Regions from separate parts of the Mus musculus genome. Here region 2 is linked to region 1. Evidence: chromatin loops called from intact Hi-C (ENCODE). Cell type or tissue: heart. All regions are shown on one strand. Links, peaks and the distances in the headings refer to the core of each region. The heading gives the core; the rest is flanking DNA. Region 1 overlaps Phf21b (PHD finger protein 21B). Region 2 holds the start of Phf21b (PHD finger protein 21B).

Region 1 (8,000 bases), core at 1-8,000:
AGCTTCATGGGAGTCAAGTAATGGGGACTTCATACACCTGTAACCTTTTTTTACAGAAAGTTTGGGACCTGTGAGGAAGTCAGAGGCAGCCCCAGGAACAGTGGCGGCCTCTGCCACAGTGTTCTGACTCCGGCACAGTGGCCACCCTCTGCAATAGCATCCTGGGAAGCTCGGCGGCAGCCCACTCTGCCCCAACTCAGATGCCAACAGTGGAGGTGGCACCTTCAGTTCCCAGCTCTGCCACCAGGGCATGCTCTGGCTCTGGTGGAGATAATTACCAACCCATGTACACGCAGCAAGTTCCCTGCAGTTCTGGGCACACAGGTTGCTTGCTGTTAAGACACATCTAACCATGCAGGGCACCTCCTGCAGTAAGCACAGGCTGGGTACCCACCATCCTGTGCCCACATCCCTCACAACTGCCACTGGACACCCCCCCCCCCAAGTGTCCAGGTATCGTTCTGAGTTGCTGGCCTCCTGAAGTCACTGCTGATACATCTCCTGGGCTGTTCCAATACTCTTCTGGCATGCTAGTCAGATCTGCAGGCCTTATCACAGGCTGTTAATGTTCCTTCAAAAACACGGATGTCCGTGCCTAGCTTCGTACCACAGGCCTGTGATCCCGCTGCTGGGGAGGGTGGGGCAGAAATAAAGCCAACCAAAAGCCTGCCTGGGCTACAGAGAGAGTTCAAGGCCAGTCTTGACAATTTAGTGAGATCCAGTGTCCAGAGTTAAAGAAGGCTTGGGCCGTGTAACAGCTCAGAGGTGGAGTATGATTTTTTTATCCCGAGTACCATACAAAAACTAGAGCCCATGTCCTGCAATGGCCTGGGGTCCCACTTGGGCCACAGAAGTACCTGGGGGCCCCAGCTAAGTGTCCTGGGATTGGCACACAGCCTCTTGCCGCAGGCTCCTTCTGCTGCAGGGTTATGCTGCCCAGCTCTCAAACTTCAACAAGGGTTTCTACACCAGGATGTGTTTTGACTGCTCTGTTTAAGCCATTACGAGTATTTACACTAATTACGCAGTTAGATATAATTATACTAATTGTAAAAATGCACAATAATTGACTAAGATGCACTCTGAGAGAACAAGGCGATGTCACTCGGAGAAACTTCCTGAATGTGGAGAATACAAAACACCTCAAAGCAGGATACACAGGTGCAGCAGAGTACTGCAGGCAGCAAGCCAGCCAGAGCCCTACCATGCAAACATGTGGACTTCAGACATTGCTTCTGGCTGAAACCAATGGGATGCAGAGGCTGGGGTCACAGAGATGTGGCTCACACAGCAGCTTCATGTTCCAGGCAACCCAGTGCTGGTGTTTGTTTATTTCTTTACGTGGGGGTGTGGTGGGCAGGGTCTCATGTAACCCAGGCTAGAACCCAATCCTCTATGTAGCTAAGGATAACCTTGAATGAATGAATCCTCCTGCCTCCAACCCCTGTGCTAGCGTTAGAGGTAGGCACCATCACACCAAGTTTATACAGTGCTGTGGATTTGGGGCAACCCCACGGCTTTATGCATGCTAGGCAAACCCTCTACCAACTTCGCTACCTCTTTGGCTCCCCCACCCTCCAAGGCCTACGGCACCCATGCATGAGCACTAACCAAATCACTCTCTTGCCCAGATATTCCATGGCTTTCATTATCTAAGGAGTAAATCCCCGTCCTGGACGCCTGCTTTTAAGTCTTCTGCCATCTATCTGTTTAGAGCTAACCCTCTACTCTTAATTTGCGTGCTGTCCAGAGCCCAGCTGACCTCTCTGGGTGTTCCCAGTCCTTTCCCACTTTGTGCCATTGCGCACACAGTACCTTCAACCTGCCCTGTCCATCCCCCTGCCTCTAGTCTTCTGCATTCTTTTGACCTCCATTCATTATACCCCTCGTATGCAAAGCCCTACAGCGACACACATGCACCACCCCGCCCATGGATACGCATGCACATCGCCTGTTCACCCCGCAAGGAATCCCCCTCCCTGTCTTTTCTCCTGTAGCTCCCAGCTCACTGGAAGTCACCGGTCTGGCAGCCTCGGTAGCCTCATTAGTCTCTGTCCTCAGAAGGGAGCTTCCCAGGGCAAAGACCATATCTGCCCATCCTAAGTCCCCTGCTCATGGCACTGAGAACAGTTGAGGAGCAGGCAAGTGTGAGCCACAGAAAGCAAGCGGTATCTTTGGGGCTACAGGTCATTGCCATCGCCAGGAGGGATGGGAGCCTAGGGGCTTAGGGAAGGCTTTGCTGGTGTGTGAGCGGCTGGAACAGGGCATGTGGTAGGAACCATCCATGCTGACTGGGCTCCTGTAGGATGGATGAGGGCTCACCAGGGACATTAGAGTCTGAGTGAGGAGAGCCATATGGAGATGCATCCTCAGCAGAGCAGGGATGCTCTGAGCAAGGTGGGGCTGCGAGTAGAGCACAGGTCAGATACCCGGTGAAGCCAGGTCCTGTAAGAGGAGCCTTAGTCAGCTGCTGTCCCATCCCATGACTGTAGGTGATTGAAACACACTAGAATAGACTCATTTACCCCTCTTCCTTTAGAGTAATGTTTCTCAACCTATGGGTTCTGAGTCCTTTGGGGGGGGGGGCGACTGAACAACCCTTTTACAGGGATCGCTTAAGACTGTCAGAAAACACAAATAACGCCATTATGATTCATAACAGTGGCAAGATTAGAGTTATGAAGCAGCAGTGGAAATAGTTTTATGGTTGGGGGTTACCACAACATGAGGAACTAGATTAATGGGCCACAGCATTGGGAGAACCACTGCTCTAGGGAGTGGAAGGAGGTGTCATGTGCAAGTTCTAGGAAGTTCTTAGGGCATCTAAACTCTACAGTGCTATTAGTCTTGCTCTGTACCCCTCAAGTTTCCAGGACTGGACACAGACAGGAAGGAGAGACAGGGGCTACATGCTGCCAAAGATAGGGGAGCATCTCTTTCTGGGTTTAGTCCTGAGAGGGACAAGGCCGACAGGTCCCTGGAACAACTGGACAATGCCCCTGATCTACTGGTTTGTCCACAACTCAGAATCCTCTATTAACCCAGAGGAACAAGGCCCTCCCCCTCCTGTCTGTAGACGAATCACCACACATGGCACACATTGCTGACAGTCAGCTAGGCAGCCAGGCACTGGAATCCACGCTGACCATGGCCCTACCCTGCCTGCACAGCCTGGAGAATGAAGAGTGCAGATTCAGAACCCTGGGCAAGCCCTGCTCTGGCAGCTCCCACCGGGCGGTGCCACATCCAGGCAAGATCTGCCCAAGGAGGCCATCCCAGCCCTGCACAGAGCCTTGTCTTAAAGCTCAGAAGGGTCTGGACCCTCCAGCAGGTCACACTACCTCAGGATTCTCCTTGCTGGGGGGCTGATCTTCCTTGGTGGCCTGAGCTCCCTGAGATGGCTCCTCCGTGGGTGGCTCGGGCTCTGCTGAACTCTCTGGCTGTGTCTTCACTTGTGGCTGAATGATGATAACCTGGAAGACACAGGGAAGATGAGAGAACCAGGGAGGGAGGGGCAGGGAGTAGCTAGGAGTTAGGTAGGTCCTGAAAGGGGTGTCACAGAGGAACCAGGTAACTGTGTCCAGGGCTTTGCTTTCCAATAACCCCCATATTCCCACGAGAGCATCTATGTGAGAGATGGCCAGGGTTACAAAGCAAGGAGGCCTGGATGCAAATCCTCTGAGGTTATGTGGCCTCAGAGAGGCTAATTCTGTACCTCAGCCTCAGGGAATTCACTGGCAAAAGCTGTGGCAATGCCAGCCTCCAGGGGGCGCTAACTCTACTCTCAGCTCAAATGCAGGCACGGTGAGCTTGGGGATACTCAGTCACTTGCCTGAGAAGAGTCAGAGGGAATAGGGTGATTTGGGGTTGCCTGGGGAAATGGAAAGACATCAGCTATAGGCAAGAGAGTGTTCTGGTGGTGGGAATCAGGAAAGGATTTTTTAAAGGGAAAACAGTTGCTACCATGTTTCCCCAAAGGCCTCAATCAGGGCAATCTTCAGAGAGCTCTAGAGGACATGGGGAGATGATTTTAGACTTAGCATTACAACTAAATTCCTCACAAGGAATCAAGTAGGTTTTTTTTTTGCGCTCTCTCTCTCTCTCTCTCTCTCTCTCTCTCTCTCTCTCTTCTTTTTTCCCCATCCAGGCAACTGGAGCATAAAAAAGAACTCTTGACCACCTGACTCTACCAGCAGAGATAAAGTATTAGTACTAGACTCTCTTGCAGCTACCCAACTTAGCCACACATTAGCAGTACACGATTCCCATATTAATGAATAGCAATTCTCTTAGGCACACTTGTTTTATCCCATACCCATTCACCTATCCTTATTCATTCATTCACAGTTTCACTCAGTTGATCACTACTCACTCGTGTTAATACTCATTCACTCTCTTCGTTCCCACAGATCACATGCTCGAGCTCCATTCACACACTCACCTGCTCACACACTTCCTGCTCATTCACACTAGTTCATCCTGTTGACTGTTGTTCATAATCCCTCCACACACTCACCTGAGTCTTGCCCTTTCACTCTTTGGTCATCGCCCAGCTACCCCTCTGCCTAAGCCTCAGCTCCTATTGGACCACGGCCTCTGAGCCTCCACACGCAGCACATCCTCTTGGGGCTTCTGGCAGACACTCACCTTTTTGTCAGCACTGATGAGGAGGGGCTGCACTTTGATGCCGTCGCTGGCCACGGGCACAGTGGTGCTGGGGGTGATGGTGGCAGCATTGCTGGGGGAGGTGGAGATGATGGCATAGGCCACCCCGGCACTGCTCAGGGGTGAGGTGATGGCGGTGGGCTCGGTGAGGGCCTGGGTCTGGCTGCTGGGTGTTGGCACATGGTTGACGGTGTTGTTGGCAGTGGGGAGGGCTGGGCTGGGGTTCTTGATGCTGACCACAGTGGCCTTTTGGAATGTTGGGGGTTGCTTGGGTGGCCGGTCCCTGCCCGGGGTGACAGGGAGGCTGTCTGGAATCAGAGTCTTTGGCCTAACCTGGGAGGAAGGGACCAGTGTGTGGTCAGACAAACAGACACGAGCTGTTGAAGGCATAGTAGTGGGGCAGGCCTCATGCAGACAGGCGGAGTCCAACATTTGAGGGGAAAGGACAGCACTTTCTCTGACCCTGCTCTGGGTCTCTCAGAAGTCATGATCTTGACCCCAAGGCTCAAACTACTCCAACCACCATCTCTCTCAATTGGCTGTACTCTGTACTCTCAATTACTGACTCCCTACCCACCCGCCTATCCTCGGGCTCAGATGAAGCTGCTTGAGGCCCAGAGAGCAAACCATGAGGGAGACCACACCAAGTCCACACAGGAAGCCCGTGTCACAGGTGCCTAGAGCACTGCCCTTGGGCCTGACTAGGTGAGCCACAGAGTGACAAACAGAGTGGTAGATCTTGTGCCATGGGCACCAACCCCTCTAAAGACCTCACACACATGGAGGTGAAGCACGGGCTGCAGGCAGTCACCATACAATGGAGACCATGGTTCTTGTCAGCTTATGTGCCCAATCCTAGTTCTTAGGGAATGTAGGTGGTCTTGGAGACACTGCTTAATGTCTTCACCTGTGCACTGGGGGTGATGGAACCTACTCGTGATCACAAGAAGGTGACAAGATGCATAGCTGGCTATCACCAGCCTCCATGGAGGGAAACTGAGGAAAGTCAAGAGAGGCTTAGCTGAGGAGAACCATAGTACAACACGTGTCATTGTCATTAGGGCAGAGGGATCTGAGCCAGGACTGCTGAAGCTGTGTGTTGTCTTTTCTGTTCTCCCTTGCTCTACTCTAGTGACACTGGGAAGACCCTGATGGATCCTTGCTCTTGGGAAAGCCACCAAGACCTTAGTGTGCAGCAGTCAGCAGGCATCGTGTCTATAAGATCTTCCATAGCCTGACACAAGCCGGCCCTTGATTCACAAGCCTTACTATCTCTTGCTCTAGTGTGCCCTGAGAAAACCAAACTAGCTCTCCCCACCTTGGGCGCCATGCCACAGCTGGGTAATGTATCCATCCTGGCTTAGGTGAGCCTATTGCCTTATCCTTGTCAGGTATTGGGACCGGTCCCCAGACACTGGGCACAGTACCACATATACTGATGAAGGATGAAGAAGGGGTTTTGTCTCTGCCACCCCTCAGCTGCAAACGGTTAGTTAGTGCTGAGGAGGAGTTGTTCTCTGCCTCTAAGGAGGACCAGTCAGGGCAGATGACTTCTTACGGATGCTGAGGGGATGACACTGTTGGCTCCTCCCTGGCCACCTGCATTGTAATGCTGGCCAGATGACATTCCCTAACTCACACCAAACATGGGGAATAGCCATGAAGCACATGATAGACACTGAGGACAGTTTAGCCAGGCTCAAACACAAGCTGCCCATCCCGAGGAAATAGTTGGGAACCTTAGAACCTTCAGTGTTTCCCACAGCCACACGGAGACCCTGGTCAGCAGATCCCCATGGAACAGCCTCAGCCTGCCACGTTCCCTTCTCAAGGTCTGTTTCCACCCCTCCGAGCTTCCTAGGCTAGCAGGATGGGCCCGGGTGTGTGCTTGGCACCCCTCGGCCAAAATGACCACCTGAGAGTGAGCAAACCCAGGGCATGGGCAAAGGATTTGGGGAGGGGACAGCAAGTGCTGAATGAGAGACAAGAAGCCCAGGAGCTGTAAGCAAGAGGAGGCGGCTGGGCAGGCAGAGCAGAGGGAGTGAAGAGTGATCACAGGGACCCGGTGCCTGTCAGTTGCCTGGTCTGTGCTTCTGTGGGGATGGGAGCAGCACAGACTACTGGGAGATGGAGAACAAGGGTGGGGCTGCCCAGGGAGCAACAGCCCCAGAGGAAACAGCACAGACCACAGCCGAGCCCCGCCTCCCCTTTCCAGCTTCTGAAAAGCCGTGTGGAGCTGTCCACGGTCAACAGACAAGGACAATAATATGGCCTCATATCTGAAGCCAGGACCCCCATCAGCTGCTGTAGCTCTCACCTCTCTCCCTCAGGGGGAAACCTCTGGCCTTCCCAGGACCTCCACCTAGGTTCCTTACTCTGCACCTTTCTCCTAGGGCTCACCCTCAACTTTGGTCTACAATATCTCCACGCCGGGAGACCTCTGTGGATCTTAACATAGGACAGGCCATCTCAGAGCTCCTACCAGCCGTTCACACCTCCCTGACATCCTTGAGACTCTGAACCTCTTTGGAACAGGTGGGCATGTGGCGGTTGCATTAGCTCATGGTCAAAGGCCCAGGACAGCTACTTGCCTTTATCCTTGAGCTCGGAGCATCTGTCCAGCCCCATAGCTCCAAGACAGACAGGTCCTGTCCTTATCTCTGCATCCAGTGGTCCCTAGGCAGGTATAGTACACCTAGCAGGAGCTCACCAAAGCTGAGCCATTGAAAGAAAAGGTGCCAGGCAGTAATTCCCAGGGGTCTAGGTGTCTGCTACGTCCTGGGTGCGGGTATAAGTTCTCCCTGTGACCATCAAGGCCAACAGACACAGCAGAGAGCCATCTGCCCCTCTGATGGAAGAGCCTTCCATCCAAGAGGTAAAGAGGCTGGGTGACTTGCCCAGGATATGGAGAATCTAGGCTGGCGCTGAGGGCCTGCACCCTGCACCGGTGCCACTTACCAGGAAAGGTGTTAGTGAAGCGTTTCTCAAACCCTCTGACTCAACCTCAAGATACATCAAGTGTGATCAGCATGGCAAAGGGTTGAGAGGTATTTGCCTGGCCGTATGCGCTCTGGCTGCTGCTGACCGGACTTACTGCTTCACAAAAATCCCTGGCTGTGACCCACTCGAGGATTTCACAGTTCCTCACTGTTTGAAAAACCAGATTCCTCCCTGTGAAAACTCTGGCTTCCCCTCATGAATGGACCAAGGGGATGGAGGAAGGAAGGCACCGCCTGAAGGAGGAACCCAGGGGCGGTGCTGAGGGACTGGGGACGGACAGATGCTTACCTGAGGTAGCACTGCTGCTCCTTGCCCAGCCAACCTCTGCAGGGAGC
Region 2 (9,576 bases), core at 1-8,000, 52 kb after region 1:
CAGCATGTGTTGCAAATTCTCGGAGTAAAACCACTGAGGCAGCTAATAGAGGCTTCACACAGCATGGCTTAAGTCTGGTCTACCCCAGGTCCAAAGCCCGCCTGGCAGGCTGCCTGTTATTTGGGGGGGGGGGTCACCATTCCACCTTCACACCTCCCTTCTTTTGAGGGGAGAGGGATATGAACTCCCCTTGCAAAACACAAGGTATGTAACAGAAACTTGTATTCAACCACAAGATGCCCCCAATGATGGGAGGAAAACTGTACACAGAATTTCTCCCCCTTCCTCTGACCAAGGAGGAAGTCCTCTCAATATATCTGTATTTCTCAAAGTAACTGAAAAGTAAAACAAAATATCCCAGTGCCAAGGGCACTGTCTGTTGGAGTTACCCTATTGCTACTGTGTATCTAACAGAGGGAGTTAACAAACTGTAGTTTCAGAGTTACCTTACTGCTACTGTGTATCAGAGGAAGTTAGCAGGCCAACTGTCCTCTAACTATATATAGTTTCATTACCTGCCTGTGAACTTCTAATTGAAACTTAACCTTTTTATTTCATATTCCAAGGGGCAGCACAGGAAAACAGGGGTGGAAAAGCTATGACCCCCCCACCCCCCAAATAACTGTATATAGAGAGATTGTACCTTTAAATTCTTCCTTGAATTAAAATATACACTGCACTACACCTGACTTATGAAATTTTTCGCCCTCACTCCTGCACTGCAACTAACTTCTCCAGGGCAAGTTTTGGGTTGCCCATGCAAAACTGAGTAGTCTCTGACCTTGTAAATCCATCCGGTCCCAGCCAAACTGCCAATCACCACCAAAGTCCTCCAGAAAGCACAGACAGTTAAAATCACCAGCTCATTACATAGGTGAACCCTGAGAGCCCTTGCAGACGGCGTAAGAGAGACAGGCAACTCTATTAGCATGCTGAACCCTGCCTCGGGCCCCCTCCTCTCCCTCTTTTATGAGCCCTTGTTATATAAAAGGCCACAAAGAGAAACAGAAAAGCAGACTTGCCTTCACAAACACAAGTTCCGATGGCCAGGCCAAACCCTGGCTGCCTACCAAACGTTATTTTTAGGCATCTAAACGGGAAACATTTTTAAAAGGCCAGAGAACAAAAGTTTTCTGGCTTCCTTTCTTTCTTTTAAAGCACTCACACAAAAAGATGGAGGCACTGTTCCTTTGCAGGCAATACTCCCGAGTTCAAATTTAAAGGCAAAGGCATCCTGGGGGTGGGAGGGCTCCTCCCCCCCCCCCACCTCTACCCCAGGCTGCCTCTACCTTCAGACAGGATTTTCAAAGATTTCCTTTGTAGCCTTATCTAAATTCCGGCATACGGGATAATAAATAGCTACTCATTTACTATCATAAAAAATTTAAAGCCCTGAAATAGTTGCCACAATCCAGAAGAAACGATCGCACACAAGCTCGGAAAGACCTACTCCAGATAGTGAAACTAACTGGCACGAAGCGCACACATAAAGAGACATTGTTGCGAAGAGAGGCACCTAGCATTGGTTTTTCCATTTTAAATCTTCTGCTCCAAGCCTAAGACTTCACAACTTCGCGTTTTACCCAGGCTATCACACTGTTCCAGATTTGTTAGTTTTGTTTTGTTTTGAGTATCTGGTTTGATTCTACACAGTGATTAAACATCTTTGTGCTCTGCGGAAAAGGGTCTTCCAACCCCTCCCCCTCCAAAAATGGCATCGAAGCAATCAAAATGGTAATGCCGGGCCTGGGTCCCCTCCCCCCGCGAACTCCCCGACTTCGCCGGGGCCGCGCGCAGGCCCCCCTCCGGCGAGAATGGAAGCTTCCACTCGCGGACGGGGGCGCGCAGCCCGGGGGTGGGGGGTTGGGGGGGACGGGCTCCGACAGAAAGGGGCAAATGCCTGACTCCCCAGCCTACGGTCCAGCCCGGCGTCCCCTCTGCTCTTGCGCGCCCCCTCCCATCACTTTGCAACTTTAAAGACTCGGCCTGGAGCACCGGCCTGCGAGCCGAAGCATCCTCCCAGGCAACTGCGAGCTCCGCGCCGCTGGGGAGAGGGGGGTCCCCGTGGGCTGGGAGAGGGAAGTCGGCCGGGCCGGGGGTCCTCGGGCTGCCCTAGTCCCGGGCGGGCGGCGACATTCCGAAGGAAGCGAGAGCTATTCCTGGGCCCGGGCGGCGAGCTGGGGGAGGGAGGGGCGCGCCCCCGCCCGCCGCCTCGGAGACCCGGGTGCACCATTGGCTGTACAGCTCAAAGTTCTCGGCCGGCGGCGCGCAGGGGCGGGGGCGCGCGCGGAGGGGGAGGGGCTCGGGGGCGCGCAGTCGGCAGGGCTCCGGCGGCGGCATCTGTTCGTGGTGCTGAAACCCGGAGCGCTGAGCTCAGCGCAACTAACTCACAATGGACAACTTTTCTTCGCCGTGGGGGCGGCGGGCGCGCACCCCCATGGTTGGAGCTCCTCGCGGGTCCCCACAGCCCCTTTCAGGCATAGACACTCAAGTTAGGGCAGAACTGGGGGGTCCCGGGGGCGCCTTTCTTTTGTTCCCCGGGAGCTGGCGTCAGGTTCCGAGAATAAAAAGTGAGGCCGGCGGGATGGCCGGGAAGGGGCCGGCTAGGAGAAGGATCACCAAACCGGGTCGGCAGTGCCACGCGGAAATGGCTTCCAAGGAGTTTGGGGTGCGGGCCTGAATTGCCGCCCCCTTGTGTCCCCCTCCCACCGCAGCAGGGATCAGGGGATGCCGAGGCCGGGGAATGTCCACGTTCCCAAAACATGTCCACCGCTCAAGATGGACGCCGGGCAGCCGGCGCCTCGGAAGGTACGGCGCAGATCTTTGGCCGGCCGCCGGAGCCTCGCGCTCCCCTCAGCCACCACAAATCAGCTCTTTCTATCAAGAAAGGGAGGACGGCAACTTTGAGGACTGCAGCCATAACCCCACGGGAGTCGGAGCGTGCGACGACCGTACAGGCACTTTTTAGGGTGCTGCCAAAGTGCCCGGCGATCCTCCCTGGACCCCGGTCCCCTGTGGGGGATAGGCCCCTCCTTACTTGTTTGTCGCTGAGCGCTGCGATCCGTGGCTGCCTTTCGTGGAGCTGCTTCTTGAGGTCGCCGTTCTATGAAGACACAGAGGAGCGGGCTCAGCCTGGCCGCCCCGGGGGGGGGGGCGAGCAGGCGAGCCCCGAGCCCCGCATCCCCACCACCCACTGCCTGGCGGACCAAGCCGACCCCAACGCGCCCCAACTTTCCGGGACCGCTTTCCTCACACGGGCCACCGTGCAATGTCGCGCGAAGCAGCTTACCTGTGGCTGCCGCCTCATTGGGGCAGCTCCCGGGGCGGGGCGGGGGCCGAGGCCACCCGGCGGCGCGCCCCGAGCCGTGCAAGTTTGCAGGCCGGGGTGCGGGTGCGAGTGAGTGTAAGAGTGTGTGCCGGGGGAGGGGGGACGAACAAAGAGCCAAGTAAACACGGCGAGTCCGTGTCGAGCAAAGCTCATAAATATTCAAGTCGCGTCCTAATCTCCCCAACACACACACGCGCACGCCGCAATATCACTCGGGCACCGGCCGCCTCTCGCCGGAGTCACAATCGCCAAACTACTTTTGCTAACAGTGAGGGTCGGTGCCGGGCTGGGCCCGGAGCAGGAGGCTAGGAGCTGGCCGGTCCATGCACCCTGTTCCCTGGGCAGCTCTAGGAGGGTCCCCTTTCCGGTCGCCCGAGTTGTGCAAACGGGGCAGTGGCAGAGAAGACGCCACGCTGGGGTCCCACGAACCCTGGATCTGCAAACAGTGCTGGATCGCACGGAAGCGAGGGGGAGAGGGAGAACTAAGGGTTCCATCCCAGCCCCGGGACATGTTCCAGGAAGGGGCCTGCTTCCAGCACCCCTGAGACCAAGAGTTAGATACGGAGCTTCGATCCCTCTCGCCTCCACTCCCCGGGCCACTAAGGCTCCCCGGTCCAGTATCCGGGACTACCTACCTGGTGGCGCGCGAGTTCCACCGCGAGCGCCTCGGACCGGCTTTGCAGCTCCATCGCCGCAACTTGGGCAGCACTTTGCGCTCACTTTGGCCGGAGCTCGCAGGAAGTTGTGCGGCTCGGCGGGAACCAGACCGGGAGAGCTCGGATCCGGTGTCCCGGGCACAGAGAGACACGAGTTCCCTCCTGCAGCGCCGATAGGAAAGGAGGCTGACGAGAGGGAAGAAAGGCGAGCTGGCGCCCAACTCTTCCGGCTGCCGCTAAGTTGCGCCGGGTGCCCGGGCTGCCTGCGCCGCCCGGCGCATGGCCCCCAGGCGCCGGGAGCCCCGCGCAGCCCCCCAGCGCGCGCCCTGTCGCCGCCCGCGCCAGCTGACCGCCGGCAGGGACTATATTTCCTCCGGCGCGCGCGCCTGGATCTCGCTGGGGCCGCGGCAAAGTTGTGCCTCGGCACGATGCTAATTCGGCAGTGCCCGGATGGAGCGGGCCGGGGCGGCAGGAGGCGGTGCCGGGAACCCGCTGCCCGCCCCGCCCCGCCCCGCCCGGCCCGCGCGTGCGCATTGCGTTCGGCCCAGCGACCAGGCTCAGGAAACAAAAGTGGCGGCTGAGCGGAGCGCAAAGTCGCGGCTCTGAGATCTGGGCGCCCGAGCGATCTCCTCGGTGCGCAGCCGAGAGCACGGGGAGCAGGGAATGCTTTCACAGTCCCACTCCCGGAGCGACAATTCCCGCAGCAAACTGAGATGCCACCCTCCTGCTTCTTGCACCTCCTCCCTCCTCCGCTTCCCCTTCTCGCCTCGCTCTCCGGTTTTATTTAAATCACCCGGTCCTCTCCCGCAGCGCCTAGCACTGAGACTGGGGAACTAAATCAGTCCTGTCGCCGGAGTCCCAGCGCCTAATGGCCGCTGTGGTATTTAAATAGTATGAAAACTGATCTCTTGATTGGTCCTTTAATGATTTTTTTTACACTCACAATTAAACTCTCAACAGATGTCCCTAGACTTTTTTTTTTCCAGACAGTTGTTAAAAATCGTAAACACGACAGGTCAGTGTGACATAAAGCAATCATAACTACAGCTGCGGAGATGACATTTCAGAATTCCCAGTCCCGGGGCCGGGGTCAACGTCTCAGAGATTACTGCGGCGGAGTTTCCTGTCCTCATCAATTAATGTCGGGGCTTTGTGCCCTGCTGGGCGCTAGCACACTAGTGTGTTTCAAAGAGGCCAGGGAAAGGGGGGCCTCTGTGTCAGAGTAACCGTGAATTGATAGAGACTCATAACTAACTCTTTCCGTGGGTCACAAGAAAAGGAGGAAGGAAGGAAAGAAAAGAAAACTCAGGCACACCAGTCAGAAATGTCTCTTCAATGGATGCCAACAGTCTACATATTTCCTTTACCCCTCAGGAGAAATCTCTCTCTCTCTCTCTCTCTCTCTCTCACACACACACACACACACACACACCAGAACACCAGTGTTGTTAGAGCCATATACAGTATTGGTCACAGTCGACAAAGATGACAACGATCTAACTGGCTGACTAAACTGGTTCCTCCCACTTCTGGGTTAGACTCAAGTCAAGACAATGTCTCCCACTCCCCATTTTTTCTTTCAACCCCCCCCCCCATTTTGTAGTTAGAGGTGCAGAGGATCCAGGGGCTGGAGCATACTAGGCAAGCCTCTGTTACAGGAGCCATGCTCAAAGCTCCACTCATGTCTTTTGCTGGGGAGGACAGCAGCCTAGGTGAAGACTGGTGTTTGGAGGACCAGGAGGGGCATGTGCTGGCCAAGAGACTCCCTCCTGTGATTTCTGTAAATGTCATTGGCTTTTGGCAAAAACTCAGGGTTATCTTTCTGGCCATGTGGTCCTTTCATCAACAGGGTAGACTTTCTGGCTTTCCTTGGCTAGTACAGACTCTAGCAGATGCCCACCGAAGGAGATGTGCCTGGTCGGATGGTGACGACCCAGTGTGGTTTGTAGTTTTGCCCACTGTCGATTGATTTAGGCTTCAGTAATGATCAACATGTCACCCACTTCCTGGATCATGGCACAGGCCATGGTATGGGAGTTCTCTGACAGACAGTGCAGGAGAGGCAAAGTAAGCAACCAAGGATCAAACCCAAGGCCCGGCCTGTGCTAAGTAAACACTCTACCACTGGGTTACATCCCCAGCCACCTGCTTTGGAGACTCTGAACTTTGATCCCCCTGCCTTGGCTTCCTGAGCAGCTGGGAGCAGGTGTTCTTGTAAGCAAACATGTAGCTTTTCCTGAGCTCCTACAGGCTTCTCTCCCTTCACCTGACCAGTGTTCTCTAGAATATTCTTTCCCTCATTCCACATTTCACAAATTCTTTTCTTCAAGATTCACTTCAAATGTCTTTTCTGGGATACCCCCCCCTAATTTCCACAATAAAACTCCTATCACCCTCTCTGTTGGTCAACCAAGCAGTGCTTACTCATGAGGGGGTACTGGGAGTTGAACCCCAAATCTACCCTGAACAGAGTCAGACACATTTCTCTAAACCTCCTAACCTCACTTCTGTGCAAGATGGGAATCTATCACACTAGACACAGACACTCCGGACCCCTCAAGCGCCTTGCCCACATCTTGACACGTGGACTTATTTAATAGATGGGCTGAATTGCTATCCATTGCTTGCCCTGCTTGCCCCCAGCCTGGCCTTGGCAGCAAGCCTACCCTAGGGGAGTGGTAGTAGCTGCTTTTCTCATTCTGTGAGAAAACACCATGGCGAAGGCAACTTAGAGAACTACGAATTTCTTTGGGCTTATTGTTCCAGAGGAATAAAGAGTCCGCGGTGGTAGAAGGGAGGCAGAAGAAACAAAAGCTGGGGGCTTACATCTCAAACTATAAGCAGGAAGTGGGGACAAGAAACTGGAACTCGTGCTTTGTCACTTCCCAGGGACATTCTTCCTCCAGTGGGACCACACTTCCTAAACGTACCCAAGTTGTCCCATCAACTGGAGAATCACATATTGGAACATCTGAGCCTATAGGAGGTATCCACAGGAGCCACGGAGGCACCAGAACCCGTGTTCATTCTATGGCTGTGGAAGGAACGGCTGTTTGTAGGTAAGGTGTTACATACACCCTGGCATGCAACTCTGGCTCCAAGGACTTGAATGGCACAGCCTCTGAACACAGCCTTCCAGCATTCCACTTCTAGCATTTCCACTTGACATGCACTGACCTGAGCTCAGCACCCCCCTAACATCCCAGCTCCCCTCCCAGGCACATCCCCCTCTCATGTCCCTCCCCCACCCCAACCCCATCACTCACACTGCTAGTCTTTCTATGTGTAGCAGGATACTTATCTGGTTGTCATCCTTGGCTCCTGGCCTAGAGCTTCTAAGACCCTTGACCTTTCCTGATAAGACTGAATGACCCCTGTCATTCATTAAGACCCTCCTTAGTCTCAACTGGGTCTGCACTGAGGGTGTGGCTGACAGTGAGGGTAGACAGCCTCAGGATCAGGCCAACCACCAAAGCAGGAACCCTGCTGTCTAGCCAGGCTCTGGAGGCTGGCTCACAGTGGCTGGCCAGCTCTCTCTCTTTAGCCCACTGGAAAGGTGCTGTGGAGACCCTGGGGGGCTGGGCCAAGGCAAGTTGAGAAGATGAAGACAAGGACAAAGAGTAGCGATCACACTGTGCTAACCCAGGTAACTCGTCATACTTCTATACTTATGTAATGACATCCAGGCCCAGCCACATTTACTGCAAATGATATAAGTCCCTTCACTTGTGGGGCAGAATAAAACTCCACTGTGCACAAATACCACATTTCTTCATCCCTTCATCCATCAAAGGACACCTAGGCTGATTTTAAGATTTGGGTGGTCAGGTATCTCTAGGCTGGCTGGTTTGGTTAGGGTTTTACTGCTGTGAACAGACACCATGACCAAGGCAACTCTTAAAAAGGATGACGTTTAATTGAGGCTGGTTTACAGGTTCTGAGGTTCAGTCCATTATCATCAAGGCAGGAACCACGTTAACGTCTGGTAGGCATGGTGCTGGAGGAGCTTAGAGTTCTACATCTTTATCTAAAGACCACTAGAAAAAGACTGGCTCCCATGTGGCTAGGAGGAGGGTCTCATCGCCCATGCCTACAGTGACACGCTTCCTCCAACAAGGTCATACCTCCTAAGAGTGCCACTCCCTGGGCCAAGCATATGGAAATCATCACACTGGTTGACATTGATTCCTTTAGGTAAATACTTGAGAGCGATATATCTGCATTGTCTGGCTCCGCTGTTCTTGAAGAACCTTCATGCTGGTTTTCCTTGAAAAATGACACGATGTTAAGAGGTAGGATTCAGAAACCAGAGACTCTGCCTCCAATTCCCCAAGGATACTTGGGACTCTCCAGTAGCTAATGGCAGATGGGTGCCCATTCCAGTCAGCTACCCATCAGCAGTTCAGAAGAGCGGCTCTTTTGGGAAGATGCTCAAAGGCCTGCCCTATACTGCCATGCAGGGTACCCTATACTGCCATGTGGGGTAAGCGCCCATGGCTGATGATGATCTAGCCACACAGCTGAAAGAGCATCGTCTACGACTTCACAAGACACCTATCTCTTTCCCCTCTTCGTCTTTGTTTTCAACTTCATTCATCTGTGTCACCTGCTTTGTGGGGGAACACTTCCAGCTGGAACTGGAACTGGCTATGTATCAGAGGAGAACTCTGAAGTCCTTTCCAGTGTTGGGATTATATCAGTGGTTCTCAACCTTCCTAATGCTCTGACCCTTTAATACGGTTCCTCGTGTTGTGGTGGCCCCCAACCATAAAATTATTTTTGTTGCTACTTCAAACCTATAAATTCTCTACTGTTATGAATGATAATGTAAATATCTGTGTTTTCCAATGGTATTAAGGAGACCCCTGTGAAAGAATTGTTCAAGTCCCCTGAGGGGGTTGTATCACACAGGCTGCATATACCACTGGATTAGAGGAATGCCCCGCCTTTCCTGGATCAAGTGGTGTGGGGGATCAAACCCAGGGCTCGGTGCCAAACACACAGTCAACTGAGCCATCTCCCAGGCCTGCAGCATCGCCTGCTGGTGTGCCCACTCTATGATCTCAGATTCATAGTGTTGAATGGAGGGGTTAAACCTGTAATTTCATGTGTGAAGTTAGCTTTTATGCTGATTGTGAGCCGGATTCAGCTGCCCGTGAACACGTTCAATCCTTACTGTCTCCCCATTTACAGATGGACAAACTGAGACCTCACAGTCACATCTGTCCATGGCAGAGCTTGGCTCAGCTCTGTCCTTTGTAGTGTACCTGAGCAGGGTGGGGTTGAGGCCTTGTCCCTGCTACCGTGGACATGGACCCCATAGATGGAACTTGTCCTGTACCGTATTGTTGAAGCTTCATTTCCTGTGGCAGGATAAGCATGAGGGAACCGAGGCCCAGGGATGGTAATGAGGGCCTTGCCCTGCACCAGCTGGTTGGTGGCAGAATGAATATTCAGGCTGTGGTTGGCTGCAGCTCCCACCACTCCATGCAGCTACAGGAGTGAGGGCAGGAGTGTGCACAACAGGTGGCTCTGAGCAACCAACCTACGATCACTTCCACTTGTTACCAAATGAGGAAACACAGGCAGGGA

Evidence for each region. Peaks named below come from ENCODE experiments on the same cell type or tissue, not always from the same donor. Only the 100,000 strongest peaks of a DNase experiment are listed, where the experiment ranks them.
Region 2: it touches region 1 in a loop (2.2-fold over the local background); 4 of 42 quality-filtered maps call a loop at or near these places.

The regions. Positions count from the first base shown.
Region 1 is chr15:84,800,113-84,808,112 of GRCm38, forward strand. Phf21b (PHD finger protein 21B) reads right to left here. Exons shown (of 13, transcript NM_001081166.2): 3 at 7,954-8,000; 4 at 4,648-4,998; 5 at 3,342-3,473. Among named protein-coding and RNA genes, the nearest start is that of Gm52202, 13 kb to the left of the region's middle. In heart, for the core only: CTCF peaks have their summits at 234 and 3,755 (motif pointing right); a DNase peak (open chromatin) is centred at 3,758.
Region 2 is chr15:84,851,702-84,861,277 of GRCm38, forward strand. It overlaps Phf21b (PHD finger protein 21B), which reads right to left and starts at 4,428. Exons shown (of 13, transcript NM_001081166.2): 1 at 3,964-4,428; 2 at 3,038-3,103. The coding sequence starts at 4,017. In heart, for the core only: a CTCF peak has its summit at 1,946; DNase peaks (open chromatin) are centred at 1,010, 2,260, 4,000, 4,470 and 1 weaker place; H3K4me3 peaks cover 4,933 bases; H3K27ac peaks cover 3,622 bases; H3K27me3 peaks cover 1,750 bases.